2 separate regions of the Homo sapiens genome follow, and region 2 is linked to region 1. A link is a loop called in an ENCODE intact Hi-C map of the cell type or tissue named here. Cell type or tissue: sigmoid colon. All regions are shown on one strand.

Region 1 (8,000 bases):
TGTAATATGTGCAGGCTTTGCCATCATTTCTGATTAATAACAGCGGATAGCACATAATATAAATTTGGAGAATCTATATAATATTTTATAGTAAATTGTATACCAAAATGTTGAACATAGTACATTTTTAGTTATATTTTAAAGTACATTTTGAATGATGCTGAAACTTTTAAAAATAGGAAAACAGATTGATTACATACTGATTTAAAGAATTATATACCACTGACATGGTGATTATACTAGAAATATAAAGCAACTAAAGAGGTTTAAGTGAGTTTGTGAAAGGAATGTTCCCTGTAATTAGTTAGCATTTACAGCCTGGACCCTGAGGTATGATTCCACACAATAAGAACTCAAAAGACTATGGCTATGAGGTTTTTTTTCCATTTCCCCAAGTTCTAAGTATACCCTCTCTAATCAGGGAACTCAATGTCTCATTATAAATGCAACATAATATTGGACAAGATATTTGGAATTAAACAGTTTATACATGAAGAGTGTGAATAATTACCCTGGAGGGAAGGGAAACGTTTTGTTTCTTATTTTAAAAAAGTGATATTTTATGATGAAAAAAACTTACCCCATTGGGTGGAGAGGAAATCCACTCCAACTCTGTTTGTTGTGCTTTAGAATCCAGCAGTAGTACTGAAAAAGAAAGTTGTATTTCCATATGTTACATGAAACACTTACGCACACATGTAGACATTTTTAAGGTGAATCTTTTCATATAACTATCACTATATGACTTAAGATCTGTAGTTATTTATGTAAATCAATGGTGAAATGAACACCCTCCTGATACATGTATATTCCACTTCCTTAAAGGAAAAAAGATATTAAGACACCAATATTATATTTGGTATGCTTTAATTACAATATTAAATCTTAAAATGCAATATTAGAATGAGGGTAGAAATTTTATATGTGATACATTAATTCCACAGTAATTATATATTACGGTTTTGTAAACCATTGAGCTGTTCAAATTTGTCAAATACAATAACATGAACATAATAAGGTATAATTCCTATATTACTCTTGATCCAGTCATTAATTTGTAACATTCTGCCAGCAGTATTTTCTATTGTCTTTTGAGAATTGGAGTTTATCTTTTAAAAAATCTTTCCACATACAGTGTCGTTAAGCTAAAATGAATACAGAAATGTTAAAAACTGTTAAGCAATGTTATCAGAAAACCAAATTGCCTATTATTTGCAAGATTTTATTCAGGTTAGTCAAGCATCAGTTTTTTCAGCATTTTTTTTAATTTCTTAATTTTCAAAGTGATAGATAATTCTCAAAATGGTATCAACTCTGACTTCTAATCACTTGTATTTCACTTTTATGCTATCAAAAAGCATAATGCGATTAATTTAAAATGTATATAAAGTGTTATAAATGCTCCTGATACTATCAGTATGAGAATGCATTAGAATGTTATATATTAATACACATAATATTTCTATTTGATATATTTTATTTCTTTTTTGGACAATTACTCTTCTAAAGCACTCACTCTTTTGGTCAAACTGGTTTCAGAGTTACATAAGTTTTTGCACTTTAAAAATATTTATCTGACTCTACACCATTTTGACAAATGCATCAATTTGTCCAGAAATAATAGTGAATAAATTTTAAGTATGTCAATAGGCTTAACATCAGCCTCAGAAAAATGTTAAAATTTTTACTTAAAATACATGCTTATATGAACTTTTAATAATTATACAACTCAATCACTAGGGATAAAATATGTATTTGAAAGACAAAAATGTGTTATGATAAGAAAACAAAGGAACAACTGATTATCTGTTTAAAGGAACAGTTGATTATGTGTTTAATTCCTTCACACTAGTCAAAGTTACTCACTGTAAATGAAAATAGATATAGAGACCCAGGATTTTTGTTTTGTTGTTGTTGTTGTTTCTTTGTTTAGTGTTTTACACTTAAGACTCTCAGGGAGACTGACAGGAAAAAAAAAAACTTGATCAGAAACATTTGACTCCCTTTCAAATGAGAAACACACCCACAACACTTTCAAAATGCCAATTTGAATTTCAACTTGTAACATCGATAAATCGTTGGACTAGCGAATTTATATAAAAAGTAATTTTTAAAGTTTATTTTTATCCTCAACAACAGACATGAAGCACAGGGAAACAAGGTGGGTGGTCAGGTACTCTACTCTTTTTGAGATGCTTTCTTAATTTTTATTTTATTTTTCTTGTGTGCTGAATATAGACAACAGGATTTTAAATGCAGGTGACCTTCTTGGGTCATTTCTGAGAGTGAAATAAACATTGCGAGATTACTGTTTATTGCCATTCTGCTACCCCTCAGCTCAGCCTGGGGGTGGAAGCAAGGGACCTAAGCAGACAGCAGTGATGGCCAAGTTAAGAGAGAAACAAACTAACAAATTAAAACAAAACAGAACCCGGCCCGAGAACGTTTAATCGGAAGCCGCTCTCAAGTGATCCGTGCGTCTCTCTTCTGCTCGGTCCGCTCTCTGGTTAAACCCTCAAAAGAGCGCGTATCCCTTCCCGCTCGGAGCAGAGTGCCGACCTCCCTTTGCGCCCGCGGAGGCGCAGTCCCTCGGCTCACCCGGACGCTGGGGGCCAGGCCTAGGACTCCAGGGCTCCGCGCCCCGGAGTCCTGTGGGCCAACAGGTGATGGGAGAGGGGCTAGACTGGGGGCGCGCCCTGACAGACCCAGGCAACGACCGCGCGGGCAAAGGCTGGCGTCCCGGGGCTGGGGCGGGGCCGTCGGAGGGGCGGGGCGGGGGCTGCCAGACGGGCGCGCCAGCCGCGCCAAGCATCCATTACGCCTCTGCCAGACCTGGGCACTCCAGGGAGCCGGTGGCGCCCTCGCTCGAGAAGGAGTCGGGAAGAGGAGAGTGGCTTTCGGGAAGAGGAGAGTGGCTTTCGGGAAGCATCTCCTCTGAGGAAGAGGCGGCGGCGGCGGCGGCATTTACGGAGAGAAAAAGTAAGCAGCTGCACTTTGCCTTCAAGCGTCAGACTCTGACACGCGCTCCCTGTAGCGATGATAACTGACCAACCCGAGAGAACGTGCACAAGGAAAGTGAGGGAAGGGGGTTTCTTATCTTCCTCTAGCCACCCCCAAATGCCCCAGGAGGCCCGGCACCTGCTTCAAGCGGTTCCCAGCGCTAGCCCTTGGGTACTGCGGGCCGCCTCGGGGCTTGTGAACTCCTAGAACGCCAGCTCTTGGTCGCCGCTGCGCCCTAGAGGCGTCGCCGCCTAGAAGCCGGGCGCACTCGCCGCCCGCCAGCCACAGATCACCACCCTCCCTCCCATCACCCCCGCGCCTTTTATACATCACACTTCTGCATCTAAAGAATTCAGGCTCTTAGAATCAGAATCCTCTTCACGTAGCTTGCACCCAGAAGAGCAAAGAGAACTAGACATTCTGGCTGCAGGAACCTCTCCCCCTAGTGATGCAGTTATTTATAGCCCAAACTCCAGCCCGAGTCTGCGTGTGTTCGCGCGCGGGGTTTCGCCGCGGCGGTGCAAACTTTTCCTCTGGTCCGCTATTCCAGAGGAATCACAGTATGCCAGGGCTGAAGGTTTCTGATCGCTAACGTCAGGGGAGTAGAAATGTGGTTTTGGAGGGGATGAGCGTGCGTTTCTAGCAGATGTCCGTCCTTCTGCAAACGCGTAACCGCCAGCTTGGAGGCACGGGGTTCTCTGAATGGGTTCAGCATCTATACAGGTTGCAGATGTGGAAAGTGGGGTCAGAAGGTCAGGCTGAAAGAAGGACTAGAATTTGGCGCCGGGTTTGAGGGGGGCTTGAGCGAACTAAGAGGAGTGCACGATGAGAATAAAGAAAAGGTGCACTAAGTTTTCAGAAATAGATGAATCAAGGACCTATATGTAAGTCCCCTCAACACCCCGCCCGATAACCACCATGACCTAAATTTCATAACAGATTCCTCTCCCTCTACACATCAGGAATAAGTAATTATTTCTCTTCTGCTTTTAACAGATCGAAAAATGAAACTTAGATACACAGCCTGAAAGACCAGGGGGGCGACGGGATGAGGGGGGTTGGGGATGGGATTGTGACACTGCTCAAAAGCAAGAGACTTCCATTGACAGGGTTTATTTTTCCCCAGCTCCAACTACAGGCACCGAAAGGTATTTTACCTTCTGTCAAAGGTTCAAAGAAGGAAAACATAACCATATACAGGCGTATCTGTAACAGCTTGCCAAATAAAACCTGCCTTCTCCTACCAGAACCAACCCTCAGGGTTCAGGTCTTTGGCAAGGATTGGGCACTCGGATTCCTCAATTGCTGCACTATGGGGCAAATAATTGGGGACTTTGAGTCGCCCAGGCGGCATCCTTACAAATTGCACAGCTCCAGCCCGCCCCCTGCCTCCACGGCCCGACCAAGCCCGCTGGGCTGCCGCTGCCCCCATGACCGCTGGGCCCGACGCGCAGCGCGCGCTGAATGGAGACATCCCCGGCCCTCGGGTCGCGCGCCGCACGCCGCGCTTCACCTCCGCGGCGTTATTGTTCCGTGCTGGCGGCCGAGCGCCAACCGCAGGACCGCGCCGCCGCCTCCGACGCAGTGAGCACTTCATTAGTAACCCGAGCTTTCCGAGCTCATCGAAGTCTCGGTCCCTCTGGGAAGGCTCCGGGCTCCCGCCACTCGCCGGCGGGCTGGCGGAGACGGTAGGGGCTGCATTTCCCAGTCTCCAACCCAACTCTGGCCGCAGCTCCCACAGAAGGCGAATAAGGAGACAAGGAAGACCGAGCTAGAGAGAGATGTGACCCGCCTGAGGTACTAAGAAATAAGCTCGCCGGCAGTTCCTCCAACCCCACCCCACCCCCGTTGCTGCTCACGCCCTCCAGACTGCCCGCGCCAGAAATCCCGCACCCGTCGGATGGACGGCTCCGGGCACAGGGCTGTAGGCGGCTCGGAACAGCCCTGGTTCGCGCTCGCTGGTCCGCCAGGAGCGGCCTCAGCGGTGAGGGGGCGGGGAGCCGGCGGGGGAGGGTCGCCCGGCGCCGGAGGCGCGGCCGGCAGCGCCGCGGACGAGCTGGCTTGTGCAGGTAGACATCTAAATAAATAAGTCAGAACAAACTTTGCTTTCCCATCACCTTACCTTCCTTCGCAGCCTGCGCCTCCCCTGTGTGTGCAAAGCGGAGCAGCCAGATGTAGCATAAAATAATCCATGAAGGGTACCGAGTTTGAAAAACCATGGTGCATGAGCAGGTTTTATTTTAGGTTTCAGTTATCTTGAGTCGTGGATTTTTAAATGCTGTTTGTTCCGAAGTAGCTTTTGTTTTATTGTGCTCCTTGCATCGATTCCCCTTCTCGGTCCCCGATCGGCTGCTCCACGTTTAGCTTTTTTTAATTTCCCCCCCACTCCTGTTCGCTCGCACCGTGTTTGCTGCCTGCAAGTCTCCGACTGCAGACCGGCCGCTTGCTCCACACTCCAATAATATCAATTAGGGGGGGAGGGGGCGGGGCTCCGAGCTGAGAGCCTCCGCCACTCGGGCTGAGTGGCAGGCACAGCCGGCCTGCCAGGAGGCGATTCCCAGGGCCAAGGGGCGGGTCCCGGCGAAATGGCCGCCCCGGCCACGGGGGCGGGGTCCGAGGCAGGAGCCAATCGGTGCCGAGCGGAGTCAGGTTGCTGGTCCAGGATTCCCTCCAGGTTCTGAGCTCGCGCTGGATGTTCAGAGGAGAACGAGGATGGTAGCCGAGGTGTGTGCTGCTTTGGACGCTCTGCTTTTAGCAACCGCAGCTTTCGCGTAGCAGAATAAATCCGAGAATAACGCTCCCAACTTACACTCTTTTCTATAGCTGTACTCCGCGCGATCTTTTAGAAACCAGAGGCGAAGCAAGCCTTCTCTCAGCTACCAAGCACGGAGCCCGGACAGTGAAATGAGCTGTGCCTTTAAGTAAAGTGTGTTTTACTTTTTTGTTGTTAGAACCTCCGCGGGCTGGGTAACTTTGTTTTTTGCCTTTTTGAAAAGTTTCTACTTCTCTTTTTCTGTTACTCCAAGAGCCGTCAGTTTTAGGTACCACCCACCACAATCCCTGAAAGAATAAAGTAACCAAGTGTATTATGTTTAAACAATGTTTCCAAGAGTTTGCAACAAGCTCTGGCAAAAGAAACAGAGGAAAAGGGAGTGGGAAAGGAAGTCTTTTGTTTTAAGCGCCCCTTCTCCTCCGCCCTGTCTTTTCACCATAGTTTGTTGAGCGAAGTGAGACATTAGGAGAGAACCTTCTGATGGTTGCGTATCGTTTTTTTACGCGTTTATCATTTTCTAAGGTTTTCCTTGGATTGCCTCCACTTTGATAGTTTTCCATTTCGCTGCATAAATTACACTGAATTTTAAAGAATGCCACTACGTATTAAATTCATAAAGCAAGACCTTTCTCTTCGCAAGTATTTACCATTTTCAGGAATTATTCAATGCTTATCTTTCAAAGAGAAACTAAGAATAAAAAAAGTCATAACCAATATCTCCAGTTGAATTCATTCAACCCGAACGGCAAGGAAGGCTGCGTAGAGAAATCTGTTTTCCATTAGGCAGTTTCGGACACTTTGTATTCAAGAGGTAGGTAATAAGAGGAAGAACTTTAAAATTTTAATTGCCAAATCTTCAATTTCAAAGGTCACACAGAGTAACTTGATCACATGTTTAAGATGAATTTCTTTTTTTGTCCTATAATTTCTTCCTTTAAAAATATTTCTCAGTCATTTATGATTTCCTTTTATTTCCGATAGATCCAAAGTTTGATCTCACATAAGGCTCCAAACTTTTTCCAACCTTTCTATCTGGAAATATAAAGTAAATTGAGTTGTTTCTGCTTTTTATAGTAGGGAGTTCTCTAAGATGACAACCCCCAGATATTTATTTGTATTTTATGTTAAATTGTCTCCTGTAGTTTTTATTTGCCTAATAAAATAACATGGAAGAGAGATATGAAATTTATTCTTTAAACCTCTTTGATTCTGTAGTTTCTGAAACATTTCTTCAATGTTACATATTCCTAGCCATTATGCCTATTTAATATTTTAGAAAGTGTATCAAAAAGCATCTTCAGTGTCCCTTAAAGGATGCATAGAAAATGTAAATGCGTAATAGATTAACCTTAGAAAGAGACAAAAAAAAATATGGGGAGAACACACTTGTTATAGAGGAGATGAAGCTTTATTTACACAAATAGATGATTTAAGGATGAAACTTGTAAACTAAAACATAAGAGTTAAAAACATAAATCCCTGCACTTAGTCTTTAGAACTCACAGAACTACAAACTTACAAATATTAAACCACTTCTAATAGTTAAAACGAATTCTCCAGGATTTCAACACTTTCCCCAGGGTCTCATCCCCACTTCTTAAAATGACACCAAGGTGGCCTTTAAAGTTTAAAATATTCCTTTCATCTATTGAATGACTAATACTCAATGATGTGAATACAAATACTTTTCCATTAAAACCAGGAAACCAAAGAAGTAACATCCTTCACTCCTCTGATGAGTGTAGGTGGTATAGTGAGTCCTCTTTTTGTGTCCCTTCTCTCTGTCAGACACAGGGGCATGTGTAACTTTACTCTTATTTTTAGAGACAAGAAGCTTCACATTAAATGCACATGTGCCAGGCTGCTGACAGTTCTCCCTGCATAGCTGCACAGTGATACTGATTTTTAGGTTTTTCAAACTTCTCTTCTTTCTTTTGTAGTATCTAGATATATTGACAAAGAATTCGGAGCATTTAAATAAAAATAAATGACAGTCAAGAAGACAGTGTTCAGCATACAGTATATGATTAATATATAAATTTACACTCGACTGTATTTGACTAATGATAAAGCATATAGACCTATTTGTACATGAAGCCACTGACATAAAAATTATCAGTATACAAAACTTTCTCATTTTAAAATAACATAATGGTGAACTTCCTCACACCATTACAATTTATTTTAGCTTCATTTTATGATTTAAGCATATTATTTCTAATCAATT
Region 2 (8,000 bases), 150 kb after region 1:
TTTTTGGCATTATTGAAATAACTCTTTCTTTAGTGGACTTTTTCCTAAATTGGTGAATTTAAATTATTTAGTATCATTCTTAATATGGTGAAATTGATAATTTTATATCACATTTTCTACTTATTTTTCTTTCCTTTAAATCTCAAATCACAGGGTTGCCATTTTGAGAGAGTAATCTACTTGTACATTCCTGTATATTTGAAATTGAGAGCTGAAATTTTTTGAGAATTTCCCAAAATATTCCACCTTGCCAGATAACCACTTTGTTAGCTGCTCGGGATTAGTGTTAATATGGAAAGTTCAAATAGGAACCAATGAGAGAATTAAAGGCAGACCATTATAATTGTTATGACACCTTTTGAATTTTCTGATGAAAGCTGAGTGATGTCAATCCATATGCCAGTTTTTCTTCTTTCACTTATGCCACACCGACAGAATTATTTCACTGTTTATTAGCAATATGCAACAATATGCAAATTAGAGTACAGAGAAAAGAGAAATAGAGGCGGGAGAGAGAGAGAGAGAGAAATTTACAGATCTGTATTCCTATACCTATCTTTTACATGGCATATTTTCTGGTAAAATGTGTCCAGCAGCTACCTGGCTCTTCTATACATCATTAGTGAGAAAAGTAATCCTTTTCTCAAAGAAAAGAAAAATTGGGAGGGATTGAATTGAAATCTGAAAAGAGGAATAAAATGTCTTAATCTGATACTTCCCTCTTGTTGAGAAAAGCAGAAATTACCTTTCCATTAGAGTTTGATGGAATAATACATAATACCCCAATGCATGAATTTCTCACCTAATGGTGACTTTTGTTTTAGAGGGCTATTCATTTGCTCGTTTAATGATGCTTCTCAAACTTGAATGTGCATACAGATTACATGCAGATCTTGTGAAATGTGGATTTGATTCAGTTGGTTTCGGGTGGAGTTTGAGATTCTGCATTTCTAATAAATTCCCAGGTGAAATCAGTCCATGGACTATATTTTAGTAGCAAGAGTTTAGAATATCTGACATTTTGTAAGACTCTCTTTGCTACTGTGGAATACATGCAGACACTGTTCTCAAGGAGCCTACACTATATTCGAAGAGAAAAGTCAACCCATGTGTAAAAATAGCTCATGCATTAATAAAATTAATAGCAATTAGTACATTGAGGAGGTGTAGACAGGGCTGGCTTCATGAGCATATGACGTGTGCAGTCTCACAGGGCCGTGTGCTTAGAAGGGCCTACATTTGGTTTAATGCTCTGCTGTTGTTGTCTGGAAATTGATTTTTCTTAATTATACTTTAAGTTCTGGGATACATGTGCAGAATGTGCAGGTTTGTTACAGAGGTATACACGTGCCATGGTGGTTTGCTGCACACATCAACCTGTCATCTACATTAGGTATTTCTCCTAATGCTATCCCTCCCCTTGCCCCCCCACCCCACAACAGGCTGGGTGTGTGATGTTCCCCTGCCTGTGTCCATGTGTTCTCCTTGTTCAACTCCCACTTATGAGTGAGAACATGTGGTGTTTGATTTTTTGTTCCTGTGTTAGTTTGCTGGGAATGATGGTTTCCAGCTTCATCCATGTCCCTGCAAAAGACATGAACTCATCCCTTTTATGGCTGCTTAGTATTCCATGGTGTATATGTGCCACATTTTCTTTATCCAGCCTATCACTGATGGGCATTTTGGTTGGTTCCAAGTCTTTGCTATTATGAATAGTGCTGCAATAAACATGTGTGCCTGTGTCTTTGTAGCAGAATAATTTATACTCCTTGGGGTATATACCCAGTATGGGATTGCTGGGTCAAATGGTATTTCTGGTTCTAGATCCTTGAGGAATCGCCACACTGTCTTCCACAATGGTTGAACTAATTTACACTCCCACCGCCAGTGTAAAAGCTTTCCTATTTCTCCACATCGTCTCCAGCATCTGTTGTTTCTTGAATTTTTAATGATCGCCATTCTACCTGGTGTGAGATGGAAATTCTTACTACATTTTGAACAAGGGGCATTTCATTTTCATTTTGTCCTGGAACCCACAAATTACGTAACTGTTCCTGGGTACCAATAAGGTTGTATGAAACATTAAAGAGTGAAGTCGGCCGGGCGCGGTGGCTCACGCCTGTAATCCCAGCACTTTGGGAGGCCAAGGCGGGCGGACCACGAGGTCAGGAGATCGCGACCATCCTGGCTAACACAGTGAAACCCCGTCTCTACTGAAAATACAAAAAAAATTAGCCTTGCATGGTGGCGGGCACCTGTAGTGCCAGCTACTGGGGAGACTGAGACAGGAGAATGGCGTGAACCCGGGAGGCGGAGCTTGCAGGGAGCCAAGATCGCGCCACTGCACTCCAGCCTGGGCGACAGAGCGAGACTTCGTCTCAAAAAAAAAAAAAAAAAAAAAAAAAAGAGTGAAGTCACCTTTCACTGAAAGAAATAATACATAGTTTCCAAATGAAGAAGCATTTGAACCGTGCCTTGAAGAATGGGCAAAATTTGAACGGAGATACGTGTAGTTAAGTAACGTGGGGAAAGCAATGTGAGCAGAGAGATTGTTATGATCAAAGAAATCAAGACTAAAATAATCACATGTGGGAGGAATGGTACAGAGTTTATTCTAACTGGAACATCAAGTGCTGAGCACGTAAGTGTTGAATACATTTTTGATGACTGATGTTCTGCTGAATGCGTTTCCCAGAGATTAACATACTGTCTGTATTGCTAACCTAGAAGAAAGAATGATACCCCCGCAACTGTAGCAAGTACTGTGACCTGTGATTTTAGAGGTTCAGAAGTGGAGATGCATGAGAGTAAAGATGCAAATAAGGTTCGTTAACAGATATGTCTACCAGTCCTAAAAAATCGTAGGCTCTTTAACTTGTTACCTAATCTACTTAAGTGATTGGGAATAGGGTGATGATTTTCATTTCACTAAAACATTGTGGTTTAGTTTCCATCCATCTAGAATAATTTTGTTTTATGGTTTGAACATTTTAAGGAACCTCATCAAAACAAACAAAACAACATGTTGCCTTTGGACAGAATTAGAAACTAAGGTTAAACCTTTACTACAATATGTAATTTTAAAAACAGACCTATGGCTATGATCCATATAGGAATGACCATTCATATTACATGTGGAGAAACTCATGCATTAGAGTACGAGAGGATCAAAATAATCACACTTTTTGCAAATTTTTCTCCTTATTAGAAGTGAATAACAAACGTAAGTTTTTATTTGTCTCTTTTTGTACAAATGAGGCTAGAGCTTTGAAATAAATTTACTTGGGGAAGGCACACAACTTGCTAAGGCTTATCTTTCTGCTTTAAAATTAGTGTGTGGTGTCCAAACCGACAGCTGGGGAAGTTTGCATCCCTGGGCTGCAGTGCTGCTTGGCCCCACTGCTCTTTAGGCCTCTCTGAACTTTTCCTGTGATCTCATTCTCAGTGTCTTTCTCCTCCATCCCTACAGGGACAGATTAACTGGACAGGAAAAGAGAATGCCCTGGGCATAGTCACCCAGCTGTTTCCCACTTGAGTTATTGAACCTACGGGCGACAGTGTTTATTATGTCGCCACCACAATACTATCTCCAGGGCCAGCTCTGTGCCAAGGCTCCCCTTGAAACCAAGAACAGACGAGACAGGCATAACTCATGGTGGCTCTCCCAGTGATGAAATATGCCCCTGGTCCCTATATCCCCTCTGCTGGCTACCCTATAGGTACTTCTGCCTGGAATGATTAGGCATTGCAGGAATATTTCATAAAAATCTTATGTAAACAAGACCTTGTGCTTTGCTTATGAGGTATTAATACAGTCTTTTTTTCCTTCCATTTCTTTCCATTTACAATTGCCATAATCACAATTATTTTTCCTATCCCTAAAATGACATATGAAAATGAGACCTTGAAAGGAAATCAAGTGCATCAAAAGCTTTTAAGAAAGCTGAAATGTTTAACCTTACAGTTTCTTCTTTCTTATTGAGGAAAATAAAACAAAACAAAACCCTAGACAAAATGAAGCAAACTTCTTTTTTAAATTTCAGAAACAAGAGTTGGTCCAAAAATTATGTCCCAAATCGATATTTACAATTGAACATGAAGTACTCTTGAATTATAATAAAGGTGAAAAAAGACATATTTAAAATGTTTATTTTTTTAATCTTGAATCTTCAATACAAAAGCAAATACTGTTTTTGTTTTCTATTGGTTAGTGCATTATCTATCCTGTCAACCAGACTTTGCTTATAAAGTATAAATGCAGATATAGGGTAAGTTTCAGAATAAACTACAAACTTGGTCATGTGGGTAAGCTTTTTCCTATATGATCTATATTGGGGATCTTCATTGCTTCCATTGAGATACTTTCTAAATATTATTTTCTTCTGTGTCACAGAGATTAAGTGAAATTTCCCAGTTAAGGAAACAGGTTAGCTTCGTGGTGCTGAGTCTCTTTGGCTTTTAAAATGAAATAAAACAGACCCACTTTGCAATGCTGTTGTTTGGATTGTCTTTGGTATGTTCTAAGGTACCTGGGATAGTCATTCTTCAGAAAGCACATTCCTTGCTGTGGAGATATTTGCCTGCACAGAGGACAGACTAACATCATTGTACTGGCAAGCCTCCACAGCCAGGCTGAAGTGTGAAGTGTTATAACTAATTGGGATGTTTCAGACAGAAAACCTATTAGCTAAGTAGTTAAAGGAATTGTGGGAGAGGGATTTCTTAGGTTATGCAATAATTACTTTCAATTTCATTTTGGCTATGAAAATGCACCAGTGGATACCAGACTTGTGTCACTTTGGCCTGAGTGAGCCAGCCAGCACTGTTGCCATAGTGAAAGATGTAGGAAATGTGTGCCCAACTAGAGTATGAGGATAGAGATTTTTATTTATGCTTAAATCTCTGTGCACATGTAGGTACTTTTTTCCTCTTACAATTAAACCTTTTTTATTTCAGGGACCGTAACCAAAAGAAATGTGTCTAAACGAAATAATTGCTAGGCTTAAAATAAAAATTTTAGCAAGATAATAAAGATGTTAGTGAGACAAAGCATGACATCATAAAAGGTAGCATTCCTAGTGGCTAATTTTTTTATTTCAATAGTAACCTCATACTTTCTAAGAATACATATAAAGGTATACAGAGATTAGAACATTTTGATGGTATAAGATACTACACATGAAGGAATGACCAGATTCATTTCTGAAAATCTGAGATTCCCACTCATAAAAAATAGAGTGGAGGGACTAAAAAGAAAATTAACCTAGAAATAAAAAAATACTCAACATTCTGTTAATAAGCCACTCAAAAAATACCGCATGTTATGTAATTCTACTTGTATAAAATGTCCAGAATAGATAAATCTATGAAGACCGAAAGTATGTTAGGTTTGATTAGGCCTGGGGAGAAGGTGGGGGAAGAAGCTGAAGGGCAATGGCTAGAGGGTACAGGCTTTCTCTTGGTGGTGATAAAAATTGTTAAAAATTTCTTGTGATGATATTTGCAAATTGTTTAAAATTTCTTGGCTGATATTTGCACATATCTGTGCATGTAATAAAAATCATTAAACTGTACATTTTACATGGGTAGATTATATGTATGTGGACTATTTCACCATAAAGATGATTCATAAAAAAAAAACTCTTGTACACTTTCTATTTAATCATCTACCATACATCTTATCTAAAGCAAAAATATTCCTGTAATTCTAAATGTTTAAATAGCCAATATGTCTGGGTATTTACCCAATTCTCCACTCCCAGGTGGGGCTGGCAAAAGTAGGTGGGGGGAAATGGGAGTGGCTCTTTCTCTGCAGGGCTGATTTTAGCCCAAACAGTTTTATGGACATCAAAGAGCACACCAAGACAACCAGAATGGAACAGCTGCAGACCTCCTTTGATCTCTGCCCAATGACCTCTTCATCACATTTAGTGTCCTTTTCAGTCTGGAATTATTTTTTGAATTCCTATTCCTTCTAGGAATTCCTTCTAGAAAGCTATTGCCTATAGACTAATGCTGGTTACCAAGACGTTTTCCACAAGCTGTAAACCTGTATTAATAAACATCTTCCTTGTGGAGAGTGTGTGTTCTTTATATCTATTTGGTATTGAGATATCTGGGTTATAAGTCTCTTTTTGACATAGCAACATTCCAATCTGTTATAATTGGGCTGCAATTAGAAAGATAATCTTGATAATTCAGAGCTTGTCATCTATGGGCTCTCTAGGTCTTTTGTTTCTTCAGTATTTAATCATTCCACTGATGTTGTTCCCTTTATAACATAAATTAGTTAGAGGAAAGTAATTCTCAAATCAGACTGTTAGCTACTAGTTCTAATTAAGAGATTGGTTGGAAAAAGCAGCCAAAATTAATAATTTAGATATTTTGATTTTTCATGTCCCCATATACTATAGAAAAATAATCATAATCATGGTTAGGATATTTATACAATTGTGGACCTTCTGTTCAGTATTCAGGCATTTTTTCTGGGATTTATTACTTCAAAAGTGTTTGTATGATTGACTTGATAGACGTTTTACTCAAACCCATTACATTCCATTTAACCCACCAAAAAATATATTAAGTACTGACTACAGAACAGACACTGAGCTAGGGTTCTTGTGTGAAACGTAAAGGGAGAATAAACAAACACACAGTAACAGGTAATCTTCCAGTGAAGCAGATTTATCTGCAACAACAACAACAACAACAACAACAACAACAACAAAATCAGATACAGAGAGGACATGTGCTATGCAATAAATAATTTAACAAATAGAAGATAAATGTATCCAAATTTATACATAGAGTTCTGGTTTAATGGAAATGGTAAAATGTGAGCAATGCAGTACTTTGCTGCCAAAATACGTTATCCTGATAGTATGTTGGAGACCTGAATAAATGTGTACATCTACTTATTCCCAAGCACATCTACATAAAATGAAGCAGTATGTGTGGATTTCTTGTGTTGTAATGTCAAATTATTTACCATGTCATTGCTTTGGAGAACATGTTATAGAAAAAACTGAATGTCCTCATATCCATTAACGTTTTGGTTCCTTTGTTTTTTGTTGCCATAAGCATTTATGGTAATATAGATAATCAGCAAGAGAAATGTGTTATTACACATTAACCAATGAAATCAAACAGTAAATACACTTAGTTCTCAATAATATAATGTCTTGTCCTAAAAGAGAATTAAAATGTGAATCATGTTGATCATTTTCCCTCCAGCAAATAACAGGTAGGCTTATAAAAATGCCCATTATGGTGGTCAAGAAACTGGCATGTTACTCTGTGAAGTCACTGTTCATTCTCCACTTATTCCTGGAAGCCTAGCAAAGTGAAGACTATCTATTATGTTCCAATGACTCACCTCTTCTCCTCTATAACATGCGGCACCCTTGCGATTCCTGGTCAAAGTTTGTTTTCGCTGCTAAATTGAAAACTCCATGAGCACAGGGCTTTCTTCACTATTGCATAGCAACAGTAAGGAATTAAATATTTCCTCAGTAAATGAACTAAGAAGAACCATGGTAGGGGATACAGAAAATTTAAAAGTATGACAAAATTACTTTAGTTTATATGTTTATTTAAGCAGTTGATGTAAATCTTCTCTTTTTGCCATAAATGTTCTTTGCAGACTCCTACTGAATATTATCCCACATTGCACAGTCTCACTGTGTTTACATGTCTGTTTCTTCCAGATCTTGCTCAAGCATATGACGAAAGAGTGCTTTGTAGAAGTGCAGCATTTAGAAGGGCATTTTCAGGGCTGGGATCTGGTAAATAGATTTGTGTTTGAATTTCTAGCACTTTGCACAATCATTGAATATGTAGTAAATACCAGTAAATACTTATTGACTTAATGAATGAATCAATGAATCTTTAAAATTCCAGACATTTTTGTCCTTTTGTGTCTACTAATTTTTTTATCTTACAATGAGCATGTTTCCAAAACAATTTGACATTGTGAGAATCATAAGGATTTTTGCCAAAGC

Evidence for each region. Peaks named below come from ENCODE experiments on the same cell type or tissue, not always from the same donor. Only the 100,000 strongest peaks of a DNase experiment are listed, where the experiment ranks them.
Region 2: a loop joins it to region 1, with 3 times the contacts of the local background. A loop is called at or near these places in 2 of 110 quality-filtered maps.

What each region holds. Positions count from the first base shown.
Region 1 is chr6:93,414,123-93,422,122 of GRCh38, forward strand. It overlaps EPHA7 (EPH receptor A7), which reads right to left and starts at 5,437. Exons shown (of 17, transcript NM_004440.4): 1 at 5,123-5,437; 2 at 581-645. The coding sequence starts at 5,219. RefSeq lists a silencer at 5,485-5,684. In sigmoid colon, a CTCF peak has its summit at 4,233; DNase peaks (open chromatin) are centred at 3,039, 4,519, 4,909, 5,589 and 1 weaker place; H3K4me3 peaks cover 8,000 bases; H3K27ac peaks cover 637 bases; H3K27me3 peaks cover 2,171 bases.
Region 2 is chr6:93,563,832-93,571,831 of GRCh38, forward strand. The region is part of intron 3 of LOC105377899 (a long non-coding RNA gene); the gene reads left to right. Among named protein-coding and RNA genes, the nearest start is that of TSG1, 140 kb to the right of the region's middle. In sigmoid colon, no CTCF peak of the experiment used is centred here; no DNase peak of the experiment used is centred here.